Linked DNA regions of Homo sapiens: region 1 is linked to region 2. Evidence: read pairs that join two places in POLR2A ChIA-PET (ENCODE). Cell type or tissue: MCF 10A. All regions are shown on one strand. Links, peaks and the distances in the headings refer to the core of each region. The heading gives the core; the rest is flanking DNA. Region 1 overlaps ACSL3 (acyl-CoA synthetase long chain family member 3). Region 2 has its middle 23 kb from the start of ACSL3.

Region 1 (7,944 bases), core at 1,346-6,345, 49 kb after region 2:
TGTTCTTTTTTTCTATTTCTGGAACTCCTTGTAATGGAACTTGAATCTCTTGGATTAATTTAACACCTTATTTTTTAAAATGAGAATTAAATTTTCTATATTCTACCCCTTGCTTTTGCTCTTCTTTATCTGGAAAAGAGTCTCCACCTCATTTTCTGACACTTGTATTGACTCCTTAATTTCAGCTGCTATTAATTTCAAAGAACTTTTTCTTATTTTTATTCCTTCTGTTAATATATAGCATTGCATTCTTGTTTCATAGATGGCAATAGCCTCTCTTATGCCTTTGAGAATATTACATAGACATATTTTAAAATTTCCCACATTTCCTACATTGTCTGTTTCCACTGAGGCACTTTTTGTCTGCTGTTTGTCTCTTTCTTTGATAGTGATGGTTTTTCACAAATATCTGGTGATTAAGAACTTTATCTTCTGTCTGGATTTTGAATTTTTAAATGGTTTTCCTGTTTCTAGTTTCTTTTTCCACAAATAAATTCTCAACATTTGGCACCAGGTTTAATATTATGAAACAGATCCGAGTATGTCATCCCCCTGCTAATAAAAGTTAGAAGACTTTTAAGAGATCTGGATAATGTTTCAACCACTTAGGGCAGCAAACATTCACAGTGGCAGTGAGGCATTTGTCTTCTAGGGCCACTGCAACAAATCACCACAGACTGGGAGGCTTAGAACAACAGAAATTTATTCTATTAATGTTAATAGAGACCAGAAGTTCAAATCAGTGTTACTGGGTTGAAATCAAAGTATCAGCAGAGCTTTGAAGGCTCCAGGGAAGAACCTGTTCCTTGCCTCTTTCAGTTCTAGTGGCTGCTGGCATTCCCTATTATCAGTCCAATCTTTCAGGCCAGCATCTTCAAATCTCTCTGCTCCATCTTCACGTCACCATCTCCTTCATGTGTGTCCAATCTCCTTCTGCCTCTCTATTTATAAGGACATTTGTGAGGGCATTTAGGGACCACTGGGTAATCTAGGGTCTTTTTCCAAATAAGGTAACATTTGTAGATCCTAGGGATTAGGGCCTGATAACCTTGAGGTCCTTTATTCAGCTTACTACAACTACTTAGAGTCTTCTGAAATTTCTCTTTTCTTGTACAGTTCCCTTCGCGTTTACAAATAATTGTTATTATTGCCTGCAGTTATTGTCTGCTTGAACAAAAATACATGCATCAACTCAGTTTATAGTGATTTCCTTGACCTTGTCTTCTCCACCCTAGACAAAAGGCTGCAATTGCCTGTTTTCCTAATGCAGCTGATGCACTTCTCATAGTTTTTGCCACGTTAAAGTGATTTGTCAGGCTCTACCACTGACTAGGAATTTTCTTTTTTTTCAGTACTATGGTGTCATTCTTAGAATGCAAAGTGTCGGGTCTGGAGCTGAGTAAGGCATTTAATAAATATTTGTTGAAGAGATTTTTAACATTTATTGAGGGCCAATTACATACCTAGTAGGACCTGTCACCTTGGGCCATTTAATAAAGTAGGGTAAAGTAAGCATGGCACATAAGTTTCCCCAGGGCATATTTGTCAAAAGGGATTGCTGGGTCATAGGAGTCTACATTTTCAGCTTTTGCTAGATGCTGCCAAATTGCTCTCTTAACTGGCTGTACTTCCGTAAGAGTGCCAAGATCTATCTTGTTTGCCATATCTTTGCCAACACTTGTGAATTTTTTTCATTAAAAAAATTTTAATGTAGGAAATGATACTGTTTTAATTTGTATTTCCTTGATAATTAATGAGGTTAACCATTTTTAATAGGTAATAAACAATGTGGAATTTTCTGTTAATATACATAGCCTGCTTTCTCCTGTTGCTCTTTTTTATTTATAGAAATTCTACAACTATGGATATGAATTATATATAGCACTGTTCTCTTTTACATGTGAGGAAACTGGCACAAGAAATTATTAATAACAAGAAGATTTCTAAGTTATTTCCCCCCTGGATGAATAGATGCATGACCTTGTCTGGAGTCATAGCTAATAAGAAACAGCAGGGATTTTGAACCCAGTAGTATCTGAGTTTAAGGTCTGTCCTTTTTTTTTTGAGACAGAGTCTCGCTCTGTCACCCAGGCTGGAGTGCAGTGGCATGATCTCGGCTTAACGCAACCTCTGCCTCCTGGGTTCAAGTGATTCTCCTGCCTCAGCCTCCAGAGTAGCTGGGACTATATGTGCACGCCACCACACCTGGCTAATTTTTGTAATTTTAGTGGAGTTGGGGTTTCATCTTGTTGGTCAGGCTGGTCTTGAACTCCTGACCTCAGGTGATCCACCCGTGTCAGCCTCCCAAAGTGTTGGGATTACAGGCGTGAGCCACCATGCCTGACTTTAAAAAAAAAAGTTTATTTATTATTTTACTTTAAGTTCTGGGATACATGTGCAGAACGTGCAGGTTTACATGTATACGTAGGTACACACGTGGCATGTTGGTTTGCTGCACCTTTCAACCCATCATCATCTAAGTTTTAAGCCCCACATGCATTAGGTATTTGTCCTAATGTTCTCCCTCCCCTTACCCCACCCACCTACAGGCCCAAGTGTATGATGTTCCCCTCCCTATATCCATGTGTTCTCATTCTTCAACTCCCACTTATGAGTGAGAGAACGTGTGGTGTTTCTTTTCTGTTCCTGTGTTAGTTTGCTGAGAATGGTGGCTTCCAGCTTCATCCATGTCCCTGCGAAGGACATGAACTCATTCTTTTTTATGGCTGCAAGGTCTGTCCGTTTTTACAAAAATTAATAACAAATTAAAAGTTAATGAAGCAGTGGTATGTTGAATTAAGTGATTCAAAAAAACTTAGCTTTTAGCTCTACTTGTTAATATATTCTTAAAAATAACTATATAATGACTGCTAACCTGTTTGCTTCGCAGGTGATAGAGAAAATCATTGAAAAAATTTGAAAGTGTTTTTTAAAAACAATGTATTAATATCACCACATATACATCTTAATACTTATTCTTTATCATCATCATGAGTAAATGAACGCAGCCTTTATAGTATACTTTTTGAGTTTTGGAAATACCTTATTTTTTATAATAGAGTTTATTTTTTAGAGCAGTTTTAGGTGTACAGCAAAATTGAGAGGAAGGTGCAGAGATTTCTCATATACCCCTTCCCCTACACAGGCATAGCCTCCCTCTTTATCAACATCCCCCTACCTCCCCAGAGTGCTACATTGGTTATAACTGATGAACCTACATTGACACATCGTTATCACCCAGAGTCCATAGTTTACATTAGGGTTCACTCTTAGTACTGTACCCTCCGCAGGTTTTAACAAATATATGATGACATGTATCTACCGTTATAATACATACAGAATAGCTTTATTGCCCTAAAAGTCCTTTTGTGCTCTGCCTATTCATCCTCCTCTGTGCTCTAACCTCTGGCAACCATGGATCCTTTTACCATCTCCATAGCTTTGCCTTTTCCAATATGTCATATAGTTGGAATCATACAGTACATAGCATTTTCAGACTGTCTCCTTTCACTTTGTAATATGCATTTAAGTTTCCTTCATGTCTTGTCATGGCTTGATGGCTCATTTCTTTTCAACACTGACTCATTTTCCATTGTCTGGATGTACCACAGTTTATATATCCATTACTTTGTTGAAAGATATGTTGATTGCTTCCAGCTTTTGGCAATTATGAATCAAACTGCTATGGACATGCATGTACAGGTGTTTTTGTAGACATATTTTCAACTCTTTTGGGTAAATACCAAGCACTGTGGTTGCTGGATCATATATTTGGAGTATGTTTAGTTTTATATGACACTGTCAAACTTCCGTAGTGGCTGTACCATTTTGCATTCCCACCAGCAATGAATGAGAGTTGCTCCACATCCTTGCAAGCATTGGGTGGTGTTAGTGTTTTGGGTTTTGGGCATTCTTACTGGTGTGTAGTGTGTGTACTATATGTTTTTGAAGAAAAGTTACATGATAAAAATTTTGTTTGCTAGCGTGATAGGTTGGTGTTTCCAGAAAAACTCACCGGAAACTTTTCATGTGAGGTTTAGAAGTAAAATAGTTCCAGGAAAAAGTTGGCATTCGGCTCTGATTAACTAGAATATGAGTAGTAATGCTTGTCTTTTTTATGTTTGTTTTGACAGGTTTTGACACAAGGGCGCATATCTTCAAAGCACCTAGTACCTCCTACCATTGTCAACTGGTAAAATATTTAATTTTTTATTACAATAGATTTCTTTTATTTGTTATAAAATAAATATTAAGTTAAAACCAATTATGGCTAAATTGACCAAAAAATTGTAATTCTCATTTTATGATTATATATGGAAGATAGTTTTATATTTACTTTAATTCTGTATAAATCAATTGGGACATTAAACCATGTCATTGAGCAGTATTGTCTATCTTCCTTTCCTTAACTTGAATTTCACTAAGTATCTGCAAGGGATTTGAACTCAGTGGCCTCTTTATTTTGGATAGTTTAGCATGAATTAGACCATTTTAATATGTGATGGTCATTTAAAATTTGTATGAATGTTACTGTAAATTTCTAACTGGACATTTTAGTAGAGATTGTAGTTTCAAGGGCTTTTTGTCAACCCATAGAAGGTTCTGCATGGTTATTACAGTTGTCATGGGGCATAAGAAATATAGCACAATTTTATTCTTTCTGTGTCATCTGAAGTGAATTAGAGTTTATGAAATTTTAGGGCAAAAATTTAAGGACGAAGGTTTTTAGCGTTCTGTGAAATGAAAAAATTGAGTAGGACTGCTGTAGGGAATAGTCTATGTTGGTAAAGTGCTTTGATGATGACGTAAAGGCAGTAAGCATTTTATCCATTAGAATCATGATAGTTGACATCCTTCTTTTCAGAATCTCATTTCGAAGTCTTTTTTCATATCAGTTGAATTTATTAATCTTAACATTTTTAACTGATTTTAAAAGGAAATCACACAAGTAATATGTTTATTATTAAAAACTGTAAGCAATGTAGGAGCATCTAAGTAAACAGGAAACTCCTATGTTACCCTGGTTCTTTTGCTAGGGATTATCCCTTATTTTCATAGAGTGTATCTTTCCAGACGCTTTGTTTGCGACGCTTTGTTTGCGTATCCAAGATTGCCATCTTTTAATGAAGTAGATGTGATGGAAAAAGGAATATACTTTGTCCACTTTAATAGTACGCCTCACTTTGTTTTAGACATGTCTGTGCCTGCGTCTCTTTGAGGGATATACGTGATCAAATTAAGAGTGCTTTTGAAGTGACTAGGTAAACCCATTGTAACACAGTACTCCTCTACAAATTTCTTTTAGTAGTTAATGGGTTATGGGAACTCCAAACTTTGAATTCTTAGCTAAGAATGCATCAAGAGAGTTTAGCAGATTTACAATAAAATTGAAATTGCAAAGATAATTATGACATATTAAATGATAGATTTTAAATAGGTAGACATTTATAGAAATGACTGTAATTACTGTTGAGGATCAGCTAGGTTTGTGTAGGTGAAGAAGTGGTTTTGGAGCTTCAGTGCATTTATGTGTGCTCAGTAGGGTACTTAGGATATTTGAGGAGGGAAAAGGCCGTCAGAAACTGATGTGGGAGGGTGGTGCACAGGAAGAAGTACTATGGTACAGTGACAAAGATAACTTTGTCATAATTTTGCCTAAAAAGAGAAATAAGACTCGTAGTCATGTTATATAGGTTAACTGTGCGATGAAGTAAAGGGAATGTCATGAACTACTTGGGAAACCCAGTGTCTTGAATCCCGAAACTTAGAACTCAACCTTTTCACGTTTGGGAATTGCTTATGTTCAGAAGTCCCATGATTTAAGAGATAATGTAAAAATGGAAGTTAATTCACATTTGTACGTGTCCTTTGTGTGATTGTCGGATTGAAACATTTTAAACTTCTTAAGAAATGTAGCGAAGCAAATTTGGATTTGTATGTGAAAGTGACCTAGATGAGAAGTATGGAAGGAGACGGAGACAGCAGCAAGTTTGCTCCTCCCTTGGTTTCAGAGGAAAATGGTTTTTAAGAGCTGGGCCAGATGTTTCTCATAGCTACTTAAGGTGGATTCCTTTTTTCTGTGTCTTCTGTTTTTAAGTGTAATCTGGTTTTTGAGCACTTGCAGAAAAGCTGCAGAGGCCAGGGAATGACACAGCAGAGAATGGAGGTGAGAGGGAAGACAACTGGTGATCTTAGTTGCTTTGATTTTGAAATATGTTGTTCAGGAATAGCTTTTCTTAGTGGTAAAATAATTGGGAATTTGTAGGAAGAAGAAAATATGTTGTAAAGAATTTAAAGATAAAAAAGCAAGTAATATTTGAATACAACACAAGACTATTGACTAAAGGAAGTAATCGGATGTTTAAACCTTATTTTTAGCTACTTAACCTTTACATAGTACAAATGAAGACAATATGTTAATTGTGATGCAGGTTATTTATTCTGTATATTTCCACAACATACTTTTAAGTTCTAATTATATGTTATTTTCCTTTTCTTAACTTTGTTTTTTTAGCTGGTCCATGCAGACTACAGATAAGAAACTGGGCTTTTGGGGGTGGGAAGGGGAGTGGAGGAAGAGAAAAGGAAACATCTAAGTAATCTTACTGAATGATATATAAATCGTTGAAATTAAAGAAAATATATTCTGGGTAGACTTAGCTTGCAAAATTATTTTAAGCTATTGTACCTCTTATAAATGGAATAAGCATTTTAAAATCATCTTGAAAATCTTCAGAACCTTTAATTCTTTTACATTCTCAAAGGTTAAACATAACCGGAAGAGCTGTCTTCTCTCAAATATGCATACTTTGTTCATTAGATTTACTTTTGCTAACTTTTTTTTTGTATGTTTGGAACTGTTATATTTTTCCTCTGGCCTTTGAATTTTCTTTAATTTTATTTTTTATTTCACCCTGGGGGAAAGAGAGGTGGGTAGATTTGTTTGTTTGTTTGTTTATTTTTGAGACAGAGTCTTGGTCTGTGGCCCAGGCTGAGGTGCAGTGGCGCAATCTTGGCTCACTGCAACCTCTGCCTCCCAGACTCTGGTGATTCTTGTGCCTCAGCCTCCCAAGTAGCTGGGATTACAGGTGCGTACCACCACACCTGGCTAATTTTTATATTTTTTAATAGAGACGGGGTTTCTCCATGTTGGCCAGGCTGACCTTGAACTCCTGGCCTCAAGTGATCTGCCCACTTCAGCCTCCCAAAGTGTTGGGATTACAGGCGTGAGCCATTGTACCTGGCCGAAAAGAGGTATATTTAAAAGTGAATTTGTTACTTCAACTAACACAACCTTCACTTAAAAATTAGGCTGTCTGTTCACTCTCCTTAGTACAGGTTCATGTAATGCCAAATGTAGTACGTAGCTGGATTGAGTTGGAATTATGAAGATCCTCAAATATTCATGAGCCAGGTTGATGTCATTAAGTAATCCAATAGTTCATGTTCTCCTGAAATACTTATATAGCTGGCTTTCTCATTAATCATTTTGTAGGAAATGATTGGAATAAATAAGGAGTAGTACTGAAAAGAGTAAAGAATCCTATTCAGTATTGTCTTAATCAGTTTTGGGAACCCTAGGCATCAGTAGAATATAGTCTTAAAATCGATCTAGTTGAACTGCATCAATATTAATGGTGAACAAATTAAGATTTAGTGACCTGCTCAAGATCTCTTAGTAATTGGCAGCAGAGCTCAGTCTAGTCTAGTGTATGTGTTTATGCACATATGCATGTGTGTATATGTATTTAAAATCCCTGTTGTGTATCTAACTGAAAAAGATATATATTCCTTTGCCTGATTTCTGTTTCCTGTTGATTTTTATCTAGAAGAGGGATAAAAGCTGTTTTTTAAAGAAATAGTGGGTCTTGATCAGTTTTGGGGAAATTGAGGGGACTGTATTTATAGTTTAGGGAGAGTACTCAAGAGTCCTACTGTTATTTC
Region 2 (7,944 bases), core at 1,682-6,681:
TACAAAACCAAATACAGATGGTCTTTGGACTGTTGATTAGATTTGAGTATTCGAATGTTTTTCTTGCTTTGTCAGTGATAACTAGAAGCTGATTAAACCACGAGATATCACTTCACTAGGATATCTATACTAAAAACATTGAAAAATAGCAAGTATTGGTGAGAATGTGGAGAAACTGGAACCCTCGTACATTGTTGGTGGAAAGGTAAGTGGTACAGTGCTGTGGAACACAGGTTGGTGTTCCTCAAAATGTTTAACATATAATTACCATATGACCTACCTAGCATTTCTACTCCTATGTATGTGCCCCAAAGAAATGAAACCAGGTGGGGTGCAGTGGTTCACACCTGTAATCCCAGCACTTTGGGAGGCTGAGGCAGGAGGATCGCTTGAGCCCAGGAGTTCAAGACCAGCCTGGGTAACATGACAAAACCCCATTTCTTACAAAAATACAAAAATTAGCCGGGCGTAGGGGTGCGTGCCTGTAGTCCCAGCTACTTGGTAGGATGAGGTGGGAGGATTGCTTGAGCCTGGGGGGTTGAGACTACAGTGAGCTCAGTCAGCTGTGATCACACCATGGCACTCCAGCCTGGGTGACAGAGTGAGACCCTGTCTCAAAAAGAAAAAAATGAAATGAAACCAGAGACTAATGAGGATACTCATGTGCCAATGTTCATTGCAGCATCATTCACAACAGCCAAAAGATGGAAATAATCCAAGTGCCCATCAACAAATCAATGGGTAACCAAAATGTGGTATATGCATGCAAAGGCATATTATTCAGCTACAGGAAAAGGAATGACGTTTTGATATGCACTACAACGTGGATAAACCTTGAAAGCATTATGCTAAATGAAATAAACCAGATACAAATGGACAGATACGCATGCTTTCACGTATATAAAATATTTAGAATAGGCAAATTAATAAGAGACCGAAAGCATATTAGAAGTTACCAGGGGCTGGGGTTAGAAGTGAATGGGAGTTAAGTGTTTAATGGGTACAGAGTTTCTTTTGTGGTGATGGAAAAGTTTTGAAAACAGATAGTTGTAATATTAATAGTTGTACAACGTTGCGTGTAATTAACGCCAATGATTGTATACTTTAAAAAAATAACAAATATACATTTTACCATAATAAAATTAAAAAAAGGCTGATTACATAATCATTTTGTTCTTTTCAAAGTGAAACCAGAGGCTTTCCAAACTGCTCACAATGATTATCTCATTTCATCTTCACACGTGTCACGAGGTAAGGATTATTGTCTCCACGTGACAACTAAGAAAACTAAGGTTCAGTGAAGGGCTCATGGCCAAGTAGCTACTCACTGAGCTGGGATTGTGCTTGAGTCTACCTTTCTCTAACACTAAGTGGTCAATACATGGATTTCTCTGTCTATGATCTTCCGAGACAGCCCAGACGTATATGTGTGTATCCATTCCTTCTTTACAGCAGCAGATCCAGGTTAGTGGGGAGGAAGAATACTCTGGGCTCCATAAGGAGAATTTCCTGATTCTGAGGGGAAATTGAACAGAGTTTTCTCAAGGAGTCCAGGTGATTCTTTATAAATATAAGGTTTGCCTTGAAAGTGCCACTGTAATGCCTCATGTATTTTATGACCTCAGTTATCTGGAAGACAGCCAAGGATCCAGCACGAGCAAAAATCACCTGCTGACAACATAGGAGAGCTGAAAATAATAAAGTTATGCAAAGGTATCAAGGTTAGCTATTCCGTTGGGGGCTGCAGTCTCTGCATACTTTTACAACGCCTTTTCTCATTGCCATTCCCTGTCTGCAGCTTTAGTAGAGAGAAGCTGGAGCAGAGAAAGGAGGTAGCTTTTCTTTTTTTTTTTTTTGAGACAGAAAAAAAAAGGGTCTGACTTTGTTGCCCAGGCTGGGAGTGCAGTGGCACGATCTTGCCTCACTGCAACCTCTGCCTCCCAGGTTCAAGTGATTCTTCTGCCTCAGCCTACCGAGTAGCTTGGATTACAGACACATGTCACCACACCCAGTTAATTTTTGTATTTTTAGTAGAGCCGGCATTTCACCATGTTGGCCAGAGTGGCCCTGAACTGGGCTCAAGCGATCTGCCCACCTCAGCTTCCCAAAGTGCTGGAGTTACAGGTGTGAGTTACCTTGCCTGACTGGAGGCAGTTTTTCAAGAGAATTGCAAGTGACTGTAAAGAAGTGAATCTGGCCAGGTACAGTAGCTCATGTCTATAATCCCCACATTTTGGAAGGCCAAAGCAGAAGAATTGCTTGAGCTCAGGAGTTCAAGACTGGCCTGGGAAACAGTGAGACCCTTCCTCTACAAAAAATAAAAGATAAAAAATTAGCCAGGTACAGTGGCTTATGCCTGTAATCCTAGCACTTTGGGAGGTCATGGTGGGAGGACTGCTTGAGCTCAGTAGTTCAAGACCAGGTGGGCAACGTAACATAAAAAAAAATAACAATAAAAAAAATAAAACGTGGGCATGGTGGCGCATGCCTGTGGTCCCAGCTACTAAGTCTAAGGTAGGAGGATCATGAGCCCAAAATGTCGGGGCTTCAGTGAGCCATGATAGAGCCATTGTGCTCCAGCTTGAGCAACAGAGCACGACACTGTTTTAAAAAAAAATTAGCCAGGCACAGTGGCTCATGAGGCTGAGTCAGGAGGATTGCTTGAGTCCTGGAGATTGAGGCTGCAGTAAGCTATAATTGTGCCTTTGTACTTAGCCTGGGCAACAGAGTAAGACTCTCTTCTAGAAAAATAATAATTATAATTTTTTTTTCAAGAAGGCTGGATGCAATGGCTCATGCCTGTAATCCCAGCACTTTGGGTGGCCTAGGTGGGTGGATCATTTGAGGTCAGGAATTCGAGACCAGCCTGGCCAACACTGTGAAACTGTCTCTGCTAAAAATACAAAAATTAGCTGGGCGTGGTGGCATGCACCTGTAATCCCTGCTACTTGGGAGGCTGAGGCAGGAGAATCACTTGAATCCAGGAGATGGAGGCTGCAGTGAGCCGAGAATGTGCCATTGCACTCCAGCCTGGGCAACAGAGTGAGATTCCATCTCAAAATAAATAAACAAATAAATATAAAATAAAATAAAGAAAGAAGAAGAGAATCTGTCCTGCCTGGTGAGGTGGACATCCTCTTTGCACTCTTCCATGTCCGGTTCCTTCGTTTTTGTCTCCTTTCTGACTTCTCTTTATTCACTGGATTTTTAAATGTTGGTGATGCCCAGGGTTCTGTCCTTCCAACTTCTCTTCATATTGTACGTTCTCCCTTGACTGATCCCATCCGCAAACATGGCTTCAGCTACATTGGCTTGAGGACATCTACATCTCTAGCCTGGCGGCTCCACTGAATTTAGATTCATCTATCCATCACAAATTTCCAACCGGATGCACCCAACCGTAGTCATCATCTTTTTCCAAAACCTGAGTTTCTGTTTGAATAAAAACACCAACCAGCCAGTCACCCAAGCCAGAAACCTGGGAACCGCTCCCAGAATCCCCGCTTTTCTCTTCTCTTTTCTTTTCCTGCACTCTACTTCCTTTTCCTGTCCTGTCAATAGTATCTCCTGTACGTTGCTAATTCAGTCCCTCTTCTCCACCCTCACTGTGCTTTAGTTAATTCCTTTTTATCAAAACTTACCCAGACCACTACAGGAGACTGTGTTTCTCTCCCTATCTCCAGTCTTAGTCTTCTGCAATTTTTTTTCTCTAAGGAATGCTTAAACAAACAAACGAGATTACATTTGGTCATACTTTTCTTCTACCTAAAAGTGACTAATGCTCAAGGTAAATTTCACAAGATAAATTTCAAACATCCAGGCTTGACATGGCTGACAAGTTTATTCATGTTCTTCATCACATGTTCTCGGGCCACTTTCCTACACACAACTTGAGCTGTAGTCATCCTGGCCGACTCGTAATTCTAAAAATATGCCATTGCCCATCTTGCCTATGTGCTTCTACACAAATTGTTCTCTCTACTTGGAATGTCTACCCACTCCCTTGTCCTCTACCTCTCTGCCCAACTTTTATGCATCCTCAGGGACTTAGCTCAAACATCATTTCTTAGAGGTATGTTCTGACAACTGAGCTGATCTGGAAGCTTGTTCTTTGTAACTCTCCCAATTATTAGCCTGTGCAGAACTCTACTCCTTATCACATGGATTTTCTTGTATGGTGCCTTCATTAGGCTAATTATTATAGATGAGAACTGCATCAAGCACATGTCTGATACATAGGAGAGAATGAATGACATGTTGAATCAATGCTTCCTGCTTAGAAAATTATTCCATCTCGGCCGGGCGCGGTGGCTCATGCCTGTAATCCTAGCACTTTGGGAGGCTGAGGTGTGTGGATCACCTGAGGTCGGGAGTTCGAGACCAGCCTGGCCAATATGGAGAAACCCCCTCTCTACTAAAAATACAAAAAATTAGCCAGGCTTGGTGGCGCATGCCTGTAATCCCAGCTACTTGAGAGGCTGAGGCAGGAGAATTGCTTGAACCCGGGAGGCGGAGGTTGTGGTGAGCCAAGATCGTGCCATTGCACTCCAACCTGGGCAACAAGAGCGAAACTCCATCTCAAAATAAAACAAAACAAAATAAAATAAAATAATTCCATCTCAGTCCAAATCACAAGGAGTTGATAGACAACCCCTCCCAGCAACAACAGTAATGTCCTAAGGGCTCCTTAAGATGCCAGGGTTGAAGAGAAAAGACAAATAGATTGAGACTGAAAGTCAGAGCTTGTTAGACAGACATTGGAGACATCAAAAGGGCATTAATGACAATGAGCCTGGATTATTCAGTGCGACCACTCATCCCGGAAGCTGGTGGACATCCCTTGCTTTTGCCTCCCAGTGATACTTCGCCTTTCTTTTAGTAATGGTAGCTTAGTATGTCTTAGAGATACCAACCCAATCCCTGTGGTTCAGGTGGGGCTGATTCCAGGCTTTCACTCCATTGATAAGTACAGGTCCTAGGTCTGTCAAATCATAACATTCCATTCCCTTTGCCTCAGCAGTTGGTTCAGTGATAGGCACATAACACAAGCCAGACCAATGATACTAAACACCAAGACATTCTCTGGAGCTATCTAGAAAGAGTTTCTTTTTCCAGTGGGGTTTTTGGTGGAAATATAAGGTGGAATTATAAGCCTGCGGTGACTAGTTACCATTTTTGCCTACATCTGGAAGAAGAGTTGAGAATGAGGCCTATGTAAAAGAAAGAGGTCCTGAGAGGCAGGAAAATACATTGCTGCTGGTAATGTTTTGAGTATCTAATCCAACTTTGCATAACACCAAGCCTGTTTGTTTTGATTTTCTAGTTACATGATAAAATAAACCCCTCCACCCCCCCTTTTTTTTTTTGAAGCAGAGTCTTGCTCTGTCACTCAGGCTGGAGTGCAATGGTGCGCTCTCAGCTCACTGCAACCTCTGTCTCCCAGGTTCAAGCAATTCTCCTCGCTCAGCCTCCCAAGTAGCTGGGATTACAGGTGCCCACCATCACGCACAGCTAATTTTTTGTATTTTTAGTAGAGACAGGGTTTGCCATGTTGGCCAGGCTGCTCTCGAACTCCTGACCTCAGGTGATCCACCCACCTTGGCCTCCTAACGTGTTGGGATTACAGGGATGAGCCACCGCTCCCGGACAAATTCCCCTTTTTGAATACGGAAATTCAATTTGGATCTCTGTTGCTTGCAACCTAAAGAGTGTTTATTAATATAGAAATCAGAATAGCCAACACATCTATAGAAAAAATGTGAATACAGATGTTCTGTGATCATGTGACATGGATGTGCTTCCTTCCATCCAAATCATCTCACCCAGTGACTCTCTGGGCATGTAGTACAGTAAGGGAGTGGTAGTCTCAAACTACTTCAACTGTGGTCCACTTACATGGAGCATACCTACTCCCCATTCCATTCACATATTAAAAAAAAAAAAGGGGTTTCCAAATTTATTTTGTTTTACATATTTAATTACTAAGCAAAACATGAATACATTCTTGTTTGAAACATTATAGATAAAGGAGAAAGTCCCCTGACTTTTACTTGACCATTCCCTTCCAGAGGTCACTCTGCATCCAGCTAGTATCCTTTAAAACCCTGTAACTCAGTGAAGGAGCATATAGGCATGTAGAGGTTTGTGTCACACGGTGGCTGTGCAGGTGACAGTGAGTGTGATTATGTAGGTTCTGCCCACATATACAGCAAGAGTAAAGTTGAATTAAAATGTCCCAGCCACAAAAAACACTTCCTGTCTTACTCCATCATCCAACCCCAGAGATACCTGAAACCGAACTCTCTTTTAAATCCCTTCTATGTATTCAGAAATCCTCTCTAAAAGGCTGCTATTTAAAACTTTCTTGGGAAGGGGAGGATAAGCTAAATATAATTTTTCTCATATTTTCTTTCACTCATTCAAAATAATATATAGGTAATATATGAACATGTGCTTAATTTAAAAGATTACAAAAGACAGAAATACATGGAACAAAAGGTAATCTTTCTTTCTTTCTCTTCCTTTCTTCCTTTCTTTCCTTCTTTCCTTCCTTGCTTTCCTTTCTTTCCTTCTTTCCTTCCTCTCTTCCTCTCTTTCTTTCTCTCTTTCTTTCTCTCTTTCTCTTTCTTTCTTTCTCTCTCTCTCTCTCTCTTTCTTTCTCTTTTATATTTTACTTTAAGTTCTGGGATACATGTGCAGAATGTGCAGTTTTGTTACATAAGTATACATGTGCCACGGTGGTTTGTTGCACCTATCAACTCCTCAACTAGGTTTTAAGCCTCGTATGCATTAGGTATTTGTTATATGGCATACTTTTCTAGTCCTTTTTCTATTATGTTGGTGTAAAAGTAATTGCAGTTTGCACCAACCTAATATGTACTTTTATTTTATATATGTAATGCAGCAATATATTTTAGAAACTTTTTCAAGTCCATGTCATAAGATTAAAAGATTAAGCTGTGAAAAACAGCGAATATGCCATTTGGTAATGACGTACAGGATGGGCAAGTTTTGAAGGGCGGGAAGGGTTTAGGAATGGTTGTACCCAAGCCTAAATAGGGAAGGCTGGGCTGGGTCGGGTGGTGTGTTGAACATTCATATGGGTGGAGGCACTCAGTGGGGCCGTGTCAAAAGCAAAATTCACTGACTTTCCAATTTTTCCAGACCTGCTTGTCAAATCCTGAGCCTGGGAGGATGGCTGTGTTAGTGGCAGTAATGGAGCTCTAATGGTTTGTATTCTTACTTGCTATTAAAATTCAGGGTTTTTTTTCTTTCTTTCTTTCTTTTTTTACCACAATGCTTATTGTTCCTTTTTTTCAGATAAATCAAGGTAAATACCTTTTTCCTTCCTATGTGGTAATTTTGTAAACTGAATCTTTGAAGAATTGTTCTTGTTTTGAGTTCTCTTCTTTTTAATCTGGTAGAAATTTCCTCTTCCTTGTGCTCCACTTCCTTCTTAACTTCTTCCTCTTCCTCCTTTTTTTTTTTTCTTTTTCTTTTCTTTTTTTTTTTTTTTTTTGTTTTTTTGAGACGGAATTTCACTCTGTCACCCAGGCTGGAGTAAATGGCACCATCTCGGCTCACCACAACCTCCACCTCCCAGGTTCAAGCAATCCTCCTGCCTCAGCCTTCCGAGTAGCTGGGATTACAGGCATGCGCCACCACGCCTGGCTAATTTTTGTATTTTTGTAGAGACAAGGTTTCACCATGTTGGCCAGGCTGGTCTCGAGCTCCTGAACTCAAGTGATCCGCCTGCCTCAGCCTCCCGAAGTGCTGGGATTACAGGCATAAGCCACCGTACCTGGCCCTAATTTAGGCTCAGTCTCATGATTACTTATCTAACATGCCAACTGTTTTACGCTGAGGTTCACAGAATGTTGAATACACTTCCAAGAGACTGGAGTATATGGGCTTTGGTGTGATATAAAATATACCACCAGATGG

The links. ChIA-PET counts read pairs that join two places held together with the same protein. Peaks named below come from ENCODE experiments on the same cell type or tissue, not always from the same donor. Only the 100,000 strongest peaks of a DNase experiment are listed, where the experiment ranks them.
Region 1: POLR2A ChIA-PET joins it to region 2 with 5 read pairs; 3 of 35 experiments call an interaction of 5 or more read pairs at or near these places.

What each region holds. Positions count from the first base shown.
Region 1 is chr2:222,883,697-222,891,640 of GRCh38, forward strand. It overlaps ACSL3 (acyl-CoA synthetase long chain family member 3), which reads left to right. Exons shown (of 17, transcript NM_004457.5): 2 at 4,134-4,192. Among named protein-coding and RNA genes, the nearest start is that of ACSL3, 27 kb to the left of the region's middle. In MCF 10A, for the core only: no CTCF peak of the experiment used is centred there; no DNase peak of the experiment used is centred there.
Region 2 is chr2:222,834,066-222,842,009 of GRCh38, forward strand. No RefSeq gene overlaps it. Among named protein-coding and RNA genes, the nearest start is that of ACSL3, 23 kb to the right of the region's middle. In MCF 10A, for the core only: no CTCF peak of the experiment used is centred there; a DNase peak (open chromatin) is centred at 3,866.